Linked DNA regions of Homo sapiens: region 2 is linked to region 1. The links are chromatin loops, found by intact Hi-C in ENCODE. Cell type or tissue: B cell. All regions are shown on one strand. Links, peaks and the distances in the headings refer to the core of each region. The heading gives the core; the rest is flanking DNA.

Evidence for each region. A loop is a pair of places that touch in the nucleus more often than their neighbours do. Peaks named below come from ENCODE experiments on the same cell type or tissue, not always from the same donor. Only the 100,000 strongest peaks of a DNase experiment are listed, where the experiment ranks them.
Region 2: it touches region 1 in a loop (37-fold over the local background); 15 of 110 quality-filtered maps call a loop at or near these places.

The regions. Positions count from the first base shown.
Region 1 is chr19:34,924,209-34,929,584 of GRCh38, reverse strand. ZNF30 (zinc finger protein 30) reads right to left here and starts at 2,682. Exons shown (of 5, transcript NM_194325.3): 1 at 2,369-2,682. ZNF30-AS1 (ZNF30 antisense RNA 1) reads left to right here and starts at 2,759. Exons shown (of 3, transcript NR_110749.1): 1 at 2,759-2,856. In B cell, for the core only: no CTCF peak of the experiment used is centred there; a DNase peak (open chromatin) is centred at 2,714; H3K4me3 peaks cover 1,133 bases; H3K27ac peaks cover 862 bases.
Region 2 is chr19:34,770,173-34,775,548 of GRCh38, reverse strand. It overlaps ZNF599 (zinc finger protein 599), which reads left to right and starts at 2,334. Exons shown (of 4, transcript NM_001007248.3): 1 at 2,334-2,725. The coding sequence starts at 2,708. LOC124904696 (a long non-coding RNA gene) reads right to left here and starts at 2,202. Exons shown (of 2, transcript XR_007067234.1): 1 at 1,855-2,202; 2 at 860-1,282. RefSeq lists an enhancer at 2,404-2,513 and a silencer at 2,624-2,683. In B cell, for the core only: no CTCF peak of the experiment used is centred there; a DNase peak (open chromatin) is centred at 2,308; H3K4me3 peaks cover 1,340 bases; H3K27ac peaks cover 765 bases; H3K27me3 peaks cover 381 bases.

The DNA of each region.
Region 1 (5,376 bases), core at 165-5,164:
CACTCCATTCCCACGTTCTAAGCCTAAGAAAGAGTCCATATCACCCAATCCAGAGCTTCTTTAATGGTGACAGTATAAATCTGAGGTTGGTCAAGACACGGGAGGTAGAGAACATAGGAGAAAATGATCAGGCAGTTACTAATATGGCTCAGTTTTCTCATCACTAAAATAGTAATAGGAGTATCAGCTCCAACATGTGGTTGTCCTGAAGAATAAGAAAACCCACCCCAAAAGTTAATAGAATACTTGCTTAACATGAGTTGGCTCTTTTGTTTTGTTTTGTTTTGTTTTATTTTTTGAGACGGAGTCTCGCCCTGTCACCCAGGCTGGAGTGAGTGCAGTGGCGCCATCTTGGCTCACGGCAACCTACGCCACCCAGATTCAAGTGATTCTCCTGCCTCTGCCTCCCTCCCGAGTAGCTAGGACTACAGGCGCATAGTCACGCCCAGCTAAGTTTTGTATTTTTAGTAGAGACGGAATTTCACCATGTTGGCCAGGATGGTCTCCATCTCCTGACTTCGTGATCCGCCCGCCTCAGCCTCCCAAAGTGCTGGGATTACAGGCGTGAGCCACCGCGCGCAGCCGAGTTAGCTCTTACTATGGTAGCTCCCTCTTATCCACAGGGGGGAGATACACTCTAAGATCCTCAGTAGATGTCTGACGGAACCCCATATATACTATGTTTTTTCTTATACATACACACCTATGATTAAGTTTAATTTATAAATTAGGCACCATAAGAGATTTTTATTTTTCTGTTTGTTTGTTTGTTTGAGACAGGGTCTCACTCTGTTGCCCAGGCTGGAGTGCAGTGGTGTGATCTTGGCTCACTGCAACCTCCACCTCCTGGGAGCCTCCCAAGTAGCTGGGATTACAGGTGCCCACCACCACGCCTGGCTAATTTTTGTATTTTTACTAGAGACAGGGTTTCACCATGTTGGCCAGGCTGGTCTCGAACTCCTGACCTCAATTGATCCACCCATCTCAGTATCCCAAAGTGCTGGGATTACAGGCGTGAGCCACCGCACCCGGCCACCATAATTGAGTAATAGCAATAACTAATAATAAAATAGAACAACTATAATAGCATACTGTAATAAAAGTTATGTGAACATGGCCCCTCTCTCTCAAAATATCTTATTGTACCAAAATCACCTATTTTCAGATCATGGTTGACTGAGGGTAACAAAGTGAAGAAAGTGAAACTGCCGATTAAGGGGGCACTACTGCATTGGAGTTATTACGTAAACATTATACATCCTTTATTTCATTTTAATTAAACACTTGTTTCCACTTAATTTAATTTATGTATCTATCTATCTATCTATCTATATATATATATATATATATATATATATATATATTTTTTTTTTTTTAGAGAAGGGATCTCGCTCTGTCGCCCAGGCTGGATTGCGGTGGTGCCATCTCCACTCACTGCAACCTCCGCCGCCTCCCAGCTTCAAGCACTTCTCCCACCTCCGCCTCTCAAGTAGCTGTGACTACAAGCGCACGCCACCATGCCTGGCTAATTTTTATATTTTTAGTAGAGACGGGGTTTCACCATGTTGCCATGTTGGTGGTCTCGAACTCCTGAGCTCAGGCAATCCACCCGCCTCAGCTTCCCAAAGTGCTGGGATTACAGGCATGAGCCATGGCACCCGACCTGTTTCCACTTTTTACTTAAAACGTAAGTTTCTCTGGCATGCTTTCTTTTAATTCTAACTAAAAAATTAAGAGCAACTCTTCTTTAAAAACAAACAAATAAAAAACCAACAGAAAAGATTCTCTGACATTTCAATTTCCTCTGTCCCCTAGCAGCTAGAGAGAGAGAGCTACTGCTGTGGGATAATGCAAAATTGAAGAACCTTAAGAAAAAGCTGGGTCCTATTTCTGTGCAATATGGAGATTGATGGAAATGTTTACAGCTGTCATCTTGCTCTCCTTTCTTACATAATTTTGTCATTAGTTAAGTAATCTGCACAACAGATCCTTTGAAGTCCTTTTCCCTGCACTGATAATTTTCAGATGACATTGCTCTCATCTTTAAAAGGTGTAAATACTTTATACAGTTTTTTCCAAACAAGAAGAGGCTTCCTGGCAATCCCATTTCTTCCCGCTGCATGCAAAAGGTATCATAACTATCGTTTCCTTTTTAAACTGAGAGTTGAAGAGTCTTTTGCTCCTTTACATAAATCAATTACAGTGATTTTATCCAAAATAGTAACAAATATTAATAGCTCAGGTTCGCATGGAGGCCATGCACCCAGTCTTCGCGGATGCACACCGGCCCCGGCCGACGCACCCTCCCTGCCCTGCCGCTCCCGCACTCGCCGGCCCGGGATCCTCGCCCGGTCCACCCAACGCTCACGCATGTCTCAGTCCGGGTTCCGCGCCGACACAGGTCTGCAGAGCTCCCGGTGCTGTGTTCGTTTGCAGAAATTCAAGTTGCCCGGCGGGGCTGCTCCAACCTCGGAGCTGGGCGCTGACTTCTCCCTCGATGAACTCCAAAGCTCGCTGCCGGGTCAACGACCACAATGAACTGGCGAGGAGGCAGAGATTGAGGTCGTTCCAGTGGCCGCTGAGAAATGTAGTTTCAGGCTACATTGGCCGGATAGCTGCAGCCTCTGGGAAATGCAGTCCTGAGCCGTCACACCGCCGAGCATGCCCGGCGCAGTCCACAAGGCCGCCCACCGGCGCCCGGAGACTTCTGGGCGCTCCCGTCCGGCTGAGAATGCGCAGGCGCAGGCGCTCGAGTTGCTGGGAGCCATAGACCTCGAAGCTGGGGCGTCTGACACCTGAGGCCCGAAGTAGGTGGCCAGCTTCTTAGAGGGCCAACCCAGGGCATTAACACACCAGGTCAGAAAAAGCAAAAACAAAAACAAACAAAAAATGATAATCTATACCAAAATATGTTATTACTTTAACACAAAAATATGAAAACTAGGTGTTTGAAATTATCTTTCCGTACTGTTTGCTTTTCGCTACAGAAATGCTATTATTTAACAGAATATTAATAGGATTAATAGTGGCAATTAGACTAATCACGTGTGAGAAAAATATATTTCTGTCCTCTGATACAGGAATTTTAAGTTTCTATTAAATATTTAAATTTTGTGGGTTCTATCTAAGATGCTAAATGTAAGACCTTTTAAAAGGAGAATGTAAATAAGGCTAATCAAACAGATATTAACTATATGTAATAGGCATTTATCTTTCTGTCCCATCATACGTTTAGGAGATATTTACTCTTTCTGGTTCCTTTTCCAGTAACACCTCTCTGTATTAGCTGCCTGTAGCCTTTATGGCATTCTTCTTTTGGTTTATGTAATGCTAAAACTGAATACAGGCAAACGTGAAATTCACCTTGACTGTCAGCTCCGCTTTTTGTTTGTTTTGTTTTTGTTTTGTTTTGAGACAGGGTCTCCCTCTGTCGCTCAGACTGGAATGCAGTGGCGCTATCTCGGCTTACTGTAACCTCTGCCTCCCAGGTTCAAGTGATTCTCCCACCTCGGCCTCCAGAGTAGCTGAGACTACAGGGGCGCGCCACTACACCTGGCTAATTTTTGTATATTTTTTGTAGAAATGGGGTTTTGCCATCTTGCCCAGGCTAGTCTCGAACTCCTGGGCTCAAGCGATCCACCCGCCTCAGCCTCCCAAAGTGCTGGGATGACAGGGTGAGCCACCGCGGCCAGCCGAGCTCTGTTCTTATTAAGCCCACATTACAGTGATTCCTGGAGTCAGTCCAGGGTGATGACATTGATAAGGAGGTGGGGAAGGGGAGTGCTGGGGAGGGAAGGGCGGGGTCCCTTTAAATGATATGGAAGGGGGAAAGGGAGGTGCTGGGTACAGGAGGGTGTGGTCCCTGGCTAGGGCTCCACCCCTGGCCCTGTGCCAACTGACCTAGGTGAGGGCAGGCATTTTTGTTTTCCTGCCCAAATGTTGCGTTTCCCAAGACCACCCTGGCCTGCCACGCCCCCATCCTGTTCCCGCCCCCATCCTGTCCCTATAAATACTCTGAGACCCTAGCAAGCAGACACACAAGCCGCTGGACATCCAGAGGAACATGTTGGCGGAAGAAGACATGACAGACGCTGGCACGCGGGCAGGCCACCCACCAGAAGGACGCGGAGTTTGGCTGGGGCAGTCCAAGGAGAGCCGGTGCTGCGGAGCAGCCCGATTCCAGGGGAAAACCATTTCCCTTCTGGCTCCCCCAACTGTTGAGAGCTACTTCCACTCAAAACCCTGCAGTCATCCTCCAAGCCCATGTGTGATCTGATTCTTCTGGTACACCAAGACAGGAACCCCGGGATATGAAAGCCCTCTGTCCTTGCGATAACGCAGGGATCTAATTGAATTGACTAACATAAGCCGCCTGCGGACAGCTAAAGAGCATCCTGTAACACGCCCACTGGGGCTTCAGCTATAAACATTCACCCCTAGACACTGCCATGGGGTCAGAGCCCCACAGCCCGCCCGTCTGTATACTCCCCTGGAGGTTTGAGCAGCGGGACACTGAAGAAGCGAGCCACACCCCCATCGCACGCCCTGCCAGGGGGACAAGGGAACTTTTCTCTTATCAACATCAACCTAAGTAGCCTCGCATCAAAAGCATTTGACTGTCAATAGTTAGGATTTTCCCTACCAGCAGTAGCAAGTTTTTAGCCTTATTGGAATTAGTTTCCAGCTCTGCAAAAATGTTCATCTGCTTTGTAACTCCAGGCTTTTTTGGTAGAGCAGCTGTTTGTTGACCAGTCGCTTTGCCTCTGTAAGTTCACCATATAGGCTATTCATGTCTAAAGTGTTCATTTTCAAACCCTCTGAAACTCATTGGGTATCTATTACAATGTCTGAAGACAAATATTTCATTAACAAATAAGAAGGTGATAGACCTGGAGTGAGAATCCACCCAATTCATGTCAATCGGAGACAAATTTGCAATATCCTGTGATTCCTGAACTGGCTGTGGTCACTGATCACTTCTGTCCTGGAGGAACTAGAGACATTCAAGACAAATAAGGACTCATCTAGTCCCCTGATTAAAGGACTTTTCATAGAGGCTGCATTAAGGGCCAAATTATGTACAATGTGCTCTCTGAGATGGGGATGTGTAAATAGCCGTCAAAATGTCATCTGGGCAGAAATTTGTTTGGGAGGATAAATTTATGTTCAGGGGTGAGGGGTGAATACAATAGAAATTTGTATTTTGCAGAGGGAAATGTGGGTTCCATGGTGGGTAGAAATAAAATAGATTAGTAGAATACTTAGAATGTCAAAGAAATTTTTAAATCATAGGGTTTTTTTTTTGAGAAAATTTTTGAAATGATTTTGAAATGATTTATTCAAAAAGTGCCCCTCAAAAGTGATCACTCCATAGAT
Region 2 (5,376 bases), core at 133-5,132, 150 kb after region 1:
CACTTCACAAAGAAACTCCATATCCCTTAGATATCAATCGGCTGTCCCACCACTACCCACCATCCCTAAGCAATCACTAATCTACCTTCAACCTCTATAGAGTTGCCTATCCTGCACACTTCATATACATGGAATTATATACTGTGTGGTTATTTTGTAGCTGATTTTTTCACTTACATGTTTTCAGTGTTCCTCCATGCTGTATTGTATATCAGCACTGCAGTCTTTTCTTATGGCTGAATAATCTGTTATAAGGATATATCACATTTTGTTTATCCATTCATAAGTTGGTAAATGTGTTAGGTTGTTCTTGCTTTGCTGTAAAGGAAAACCTGAGACTGGGTAATTTACGAAGGAATACCCCAGACTGGGTAATTTACAAAGAAAAGAGGTTTACTTGGCTCACAGTTCTGCAGGCTGTACAGGAAGCATAGCACTAGCATCTGCTCAATTTCTGGTGAGGCCTCAGGAAGCTTCCAATCATGGTGCAAGGCAAAGGGGGAGCCAGTGTAGCACATGGTGAGAGCAGGAGCAAGAGAGAGTGAGGGGAAGATGCCACACACTTTTAAACAGTCAGATCTTGAGAAAACTCATTATCTCAAGAATAGCACCAAGGGGATGGCATCAAATCATTCATGAGAAATCTACCCTCACGATCCAGTCACCTCCCAACAGGCCCCATAATATTATATGGTTTGGCTGCATCCCCACCCAAAATCTGGACTAGATGCATAACATATCACCCTGAGATCTTAACATTCAGATGAGGTCAGAGACTGCATGCAGATTTTGGCTTCTCGCATTAAGAAGCATGTGAGAGTGTAGAATGTATAGGATAAATAATAGAATGGAAATCTGATGACTAAATTAATAGATTTTACTAGAAAATGGCCAAGGACTTATCAGTCCCATTATCTCTTTCTGGATGCTCTGGAGGACAGCACATCCTGGCTTCTCTTACATGTGGAGCTATTTGAGTGGTTTGTAGGCCATGGAATATAGGCAGAAGTGATTGCAAAATTGTGTCTTCATTATGTTTTCTTATTTCTGCTCCATCCTGGGGATGCCTCTTTGGATGTAATGCTTTTACTTTTCACAGTGTCCAGGATTATTGCCCTCTTCATGTGGGCTACAGGTTTGGGTGGTGGGCTGAAAGTGTCTTGATGAGACAAGATCTGGTGACCCTGAGTTGCTGGGCATAAGCTGGGCCATCTGGTTTGTGCCTGGTTCTGGCTTCCCTGGGGGCTGGAGGGGCAGATGGGGAGGGGTCAGATCCTGGTTGCTGTGAATTAGAGATGAACAGTGACACGCCATCTTACATCACAAACTAGAAACCATGTCAACTCCACTCTTCCCTTAGGGCTGCAGGTAATTAGTCTCAGTGATCCTAAGTTTTGAATCATGTAAGAAAGTATCCCTTGGGCAATAGGTCTACCTGTATATTAGGAAACCCTCCTGCATATACCGTTTTAAAAAGATGCATACGCCAAATGCTGCAACGTATTATTATGTAAAATTTAAACAGTATTCATGAGGCTCCTGTTGAATCAGTCAACGTATTTGTTTTGACAAATATCAGAGTCTGCAAAGAAGTATCTCAGACCCTCCCCTAGCAGTGTATTGTGATGATGTTGCCAATAATACAGAATATTAATAATGACAGCAATAGCTCTTATGTTCTTATCGGTATGTTCCAGGCCCAGTGCTAAGCAATTCTTAGTTACTTCCCACCAAACAGGTGGCTTTGTCTCATTTATTTACTGGAATTTAAAGAGTCTGGTTCTCAAATGTTTTGCAGCATCCACTTTTCCTGGACAAGTTAAGCAGAGGGCTGGGTCCCACCCCCCAGAGTACCTGATTCAGTGGGTGGGGACTAAGAACTTGCATTGGTAACAAATTCGCAGGTAATGCTGATGTCATCTGAAAATTACTGATAGGGGAAATTTTAATATTATCATATTAAATAATTATCTTCATTTTCCTTAGGAATCTCCATCTCAAGGCTCAGAGAGATGAACTGCTGGCGCAGGGATACACAGGGAGGAAAGTCAAGGCGTGAGTTGCCTGGTAGAGACATTTGAGAGTGGGTCATTGCCTCAGATAATTTCCACGGAACTCTGTGTGCCTCTCCTTTAAGAAGAGGTGAAGCCAATCCCTTTCTTGGGAGCCTTGAGAAGCCGCCTCACCGAGAACAGAAAGTGCGCTCCAGGTACCACCCGGATTCCGTCAAACTACATTACCCAGAAGGCAGTGCTACAAGGGACGGAAGCCGACCCCAAGCCATAGACGGAAGGCGCAGAGGGGCGTTCCCGTAGCGGCGTGGGCGGGACTTCCGGCGTCCAGTCTTCGTCCGCCGTTAGGTTGCGGCTGCTGTGGTTGCCAACGCTACACTGGGTAGAACGCCAGACAGGGGCCACTTTTCGAGACCGAGTAGAGACGGACAGTGAGGAGGATAGGACCCACTTACACGCTTTTATGTCAGCCGCGATCCCACCCCCACAAGCGTCTGCAAAACCCTTCCTGGGGCCTTGGCGACAGCCCTGTGTCCTCACGGCGCGCAGAGGCGGCGCCGCGAACCTTGTGTGCATTTTACACGACGGCGGGGACTGAGGTCCCTCGCAGCCCAGAGCCGGAGCCCGGGGTCGGCCGAGCCCGCAGGACCGGCTTCCTCGCCGACTCTCACGGCCTCACCCAGCCCCCTGGGCCCATGGCGGCGCCGGCGTTGGTGAGTGGAGGGTTCCGCAGCCCGCGCGAGCTCGGGTCACCGCCCGCATGCACCCATCCGCTGTAATACGGCGGATGCCGGGACTCTGTGCTTCTCCCTTTTGATGCCCTAGGTTATGGAGATCCCGGGAGAGGGTGAGGTGAGAGGGCAGGGCTAATCACTTCCTACCCAGGGTCCTGAATCCAGGACAGGAGTTGTAAGGAGAGGTCCCTGTCTCTGGCTCTAACCTGGAGCTGTCGCCTCGCTGCCCTCGGCCTCCATTCCCTCGGGTCTAAAATGCGAGTCTCAGTAATTTTCTCTGTGGAGGGAGCTGGAGAGGGTACGCTTGTGACGTGGGTCCTGTCTTTCACTGCTCGGAGAGCATCACTCTAGGTGCCGTCTTTGAAGAAGGACTCTCTAGGTCCTGCTGTTGTTTTAGGGGATCATTCCAGCGGAAGTCTGGCCCTACCAAAAGCTGGGAGAGGGAATGAGAGCCTCGAGGGCAAGAGGTGAGGCGGGAGCAGCATTTTTGGCAGGAGGCTAGAAGACAAGAAGCTCATTGGATTTATCTTTGCAGATGCCGTCTGTTTATTACAAATGAATCTGGCTTGCCGCCTAACAGCAGTGAATCCGTGCTTCTGTTTAACACATGCTCTTGTATTTGAAAAGCAAATCCAGCACAATATTCATTAATGACAGTGTACATGAATGTATGTCTCTTGGAGTGTGAGCACATAAGGCCCCAAGTTACTCTCCAGCATGTCACACTGTTTACTCCTCGTAGCTCTGATCACCTTCAGGAGTTGTCTATTCATTTTTCCTCACCTGGTCTGTTCTCTAACTTCAATCTAACCTTGTTCCAGGGTCTCTTCAGAGAGAGCTTCCCTGGTTGCATCATGTAAAGTCTCTCCCAGTCTTTGTGGTCTTCTCACTCTTGTGTTGTTTTCTAGAGTCTTCTGACTTTATCTTGATTGTTTATTGCTGAGGATCTGTCCCCCAACCCCAGAATGTCAGCTTCTGTTCTGTTTTTCATCCCCAGGCCCAAAACTATTCTGTTCTGGGCCTGTACCACTTAGTCGATAAGTGATTAATGAATGAGATTCTATCCTCTGGGGCTCCCATCCTACTTAGATTTCATCTAACCCAACCCCACCCCATACCCCACCATGGCTGCAAAGTCACTGCCCAATCCACCAGGACACTCCCCCTGCCATTCTTCTCTCCTGCACATGCCAAGCTCATTGGACGATTTTCTCTGTCACATTGTCGCCAGATCTCTGCAAGGCTGCTCCTGGATGTGTGCTGCATTGAGCTCTCCTAGGGTGCGACAGGAGCAAATAGGAAAAATACTAACAGCAACAAATAGTAGCTGGTCTTCACTGAGCGCATTGATAATGTGCTGAGAGGCAGTTTCTGTGTATTACCTTATTTAACGCCCTTCTTCTCAGAGTAAAATTCTTTCATTTTCCTTTCTTTACAGAAGAGGAACCGGAGACTCAGATTAACTACCCAAGGTTGCATAGCTCATAAGTAACAGAAACAATCCAGTATGTCGAGCATAAAAGCCTACATTTTTTATTTATTTATTTTTTTTGAAAGAGGGTCTAGCTCTGTTGCTCACACTGGAGTGCAGTGGCCCCATCGCAGCTCACTAGCAATCCTCCCCACTGAGCCTCCTGAGTAGCTAGGATTATCGGTGTGTGCCACCACACCCAGCTAATTTTTTTTATTTTTTGTAGAGATGGGCTCACTGTGTTGCCCAGGCTGGCCTCGAACTCCTGAACTCAAACAGTCTTCCCACTTTGGCCTCTCAAAGTACTTACTGGCATGAGCCGACGTGCCCAGCCAGAAGCTTACATTTTTAACCAATATTTCACCCACAGTGGATTGGAGATCCCTGGGGGCGACAGCTGAAGTACACTTTGCAAGGGGAAGGTGCAGGCCTCTCTCTAGCAGGTGGACATTGGAATGAAGGGGTCTTTGGGGAACCTTCCCGGCAAAGGGAACTGCATGGACAAAGGCAGAGGCATGAGGAGACATAGAGTGACACCAAGGCTTGTCACCTGCTGACGTGTCTTGTGTGATCATCTGATGATCATCATGCCAACATCCCATTCTCACCCAGGACAGACGTGGTGCTTAAGGCAGCTGCCAGGTTCTTAGAGCCACAGCCTGCATTGCCCTTGGCCACTTGTGTTACCTGTACCTAAGGGAAATGTGCTAACCGTGGCTCAGGAAGAAAAAGAACAGGTTGGCGCTCATTGTGGGATATTCCAGGGAGTCTACAAGTCCCAGCTGCCTGAGGGCAGGGAAACTTTGTTTGAGCTCTCCCAAGCCCTAGGCAGTTGGCACCTCTTCAGGTGCCTCTTCTATGAGGCAAAGGAAGGCTCTGCTCTTCCTTCCATACCTCTGGCAATATTTTCAGGAGTGGCTGAAATTGTTTTAACTGTAAAAATTGTAGGAAGTATTTTTAGCCCTTGTCACTGTGGATTCACTGTGGTGATGGAGGAGTACAGGGGTTACACCCATAGATCCTGGACCCGAGGGATGTGGGTTCAAATCCTGCTTCTGCTCATTAGACATACAACTCTGAGTGACTTGACTCTGAGCCTCAATTTGCTGATTGTGAAATGGAGATGATGACATTTACATCATGGGCTATAGGATGACTA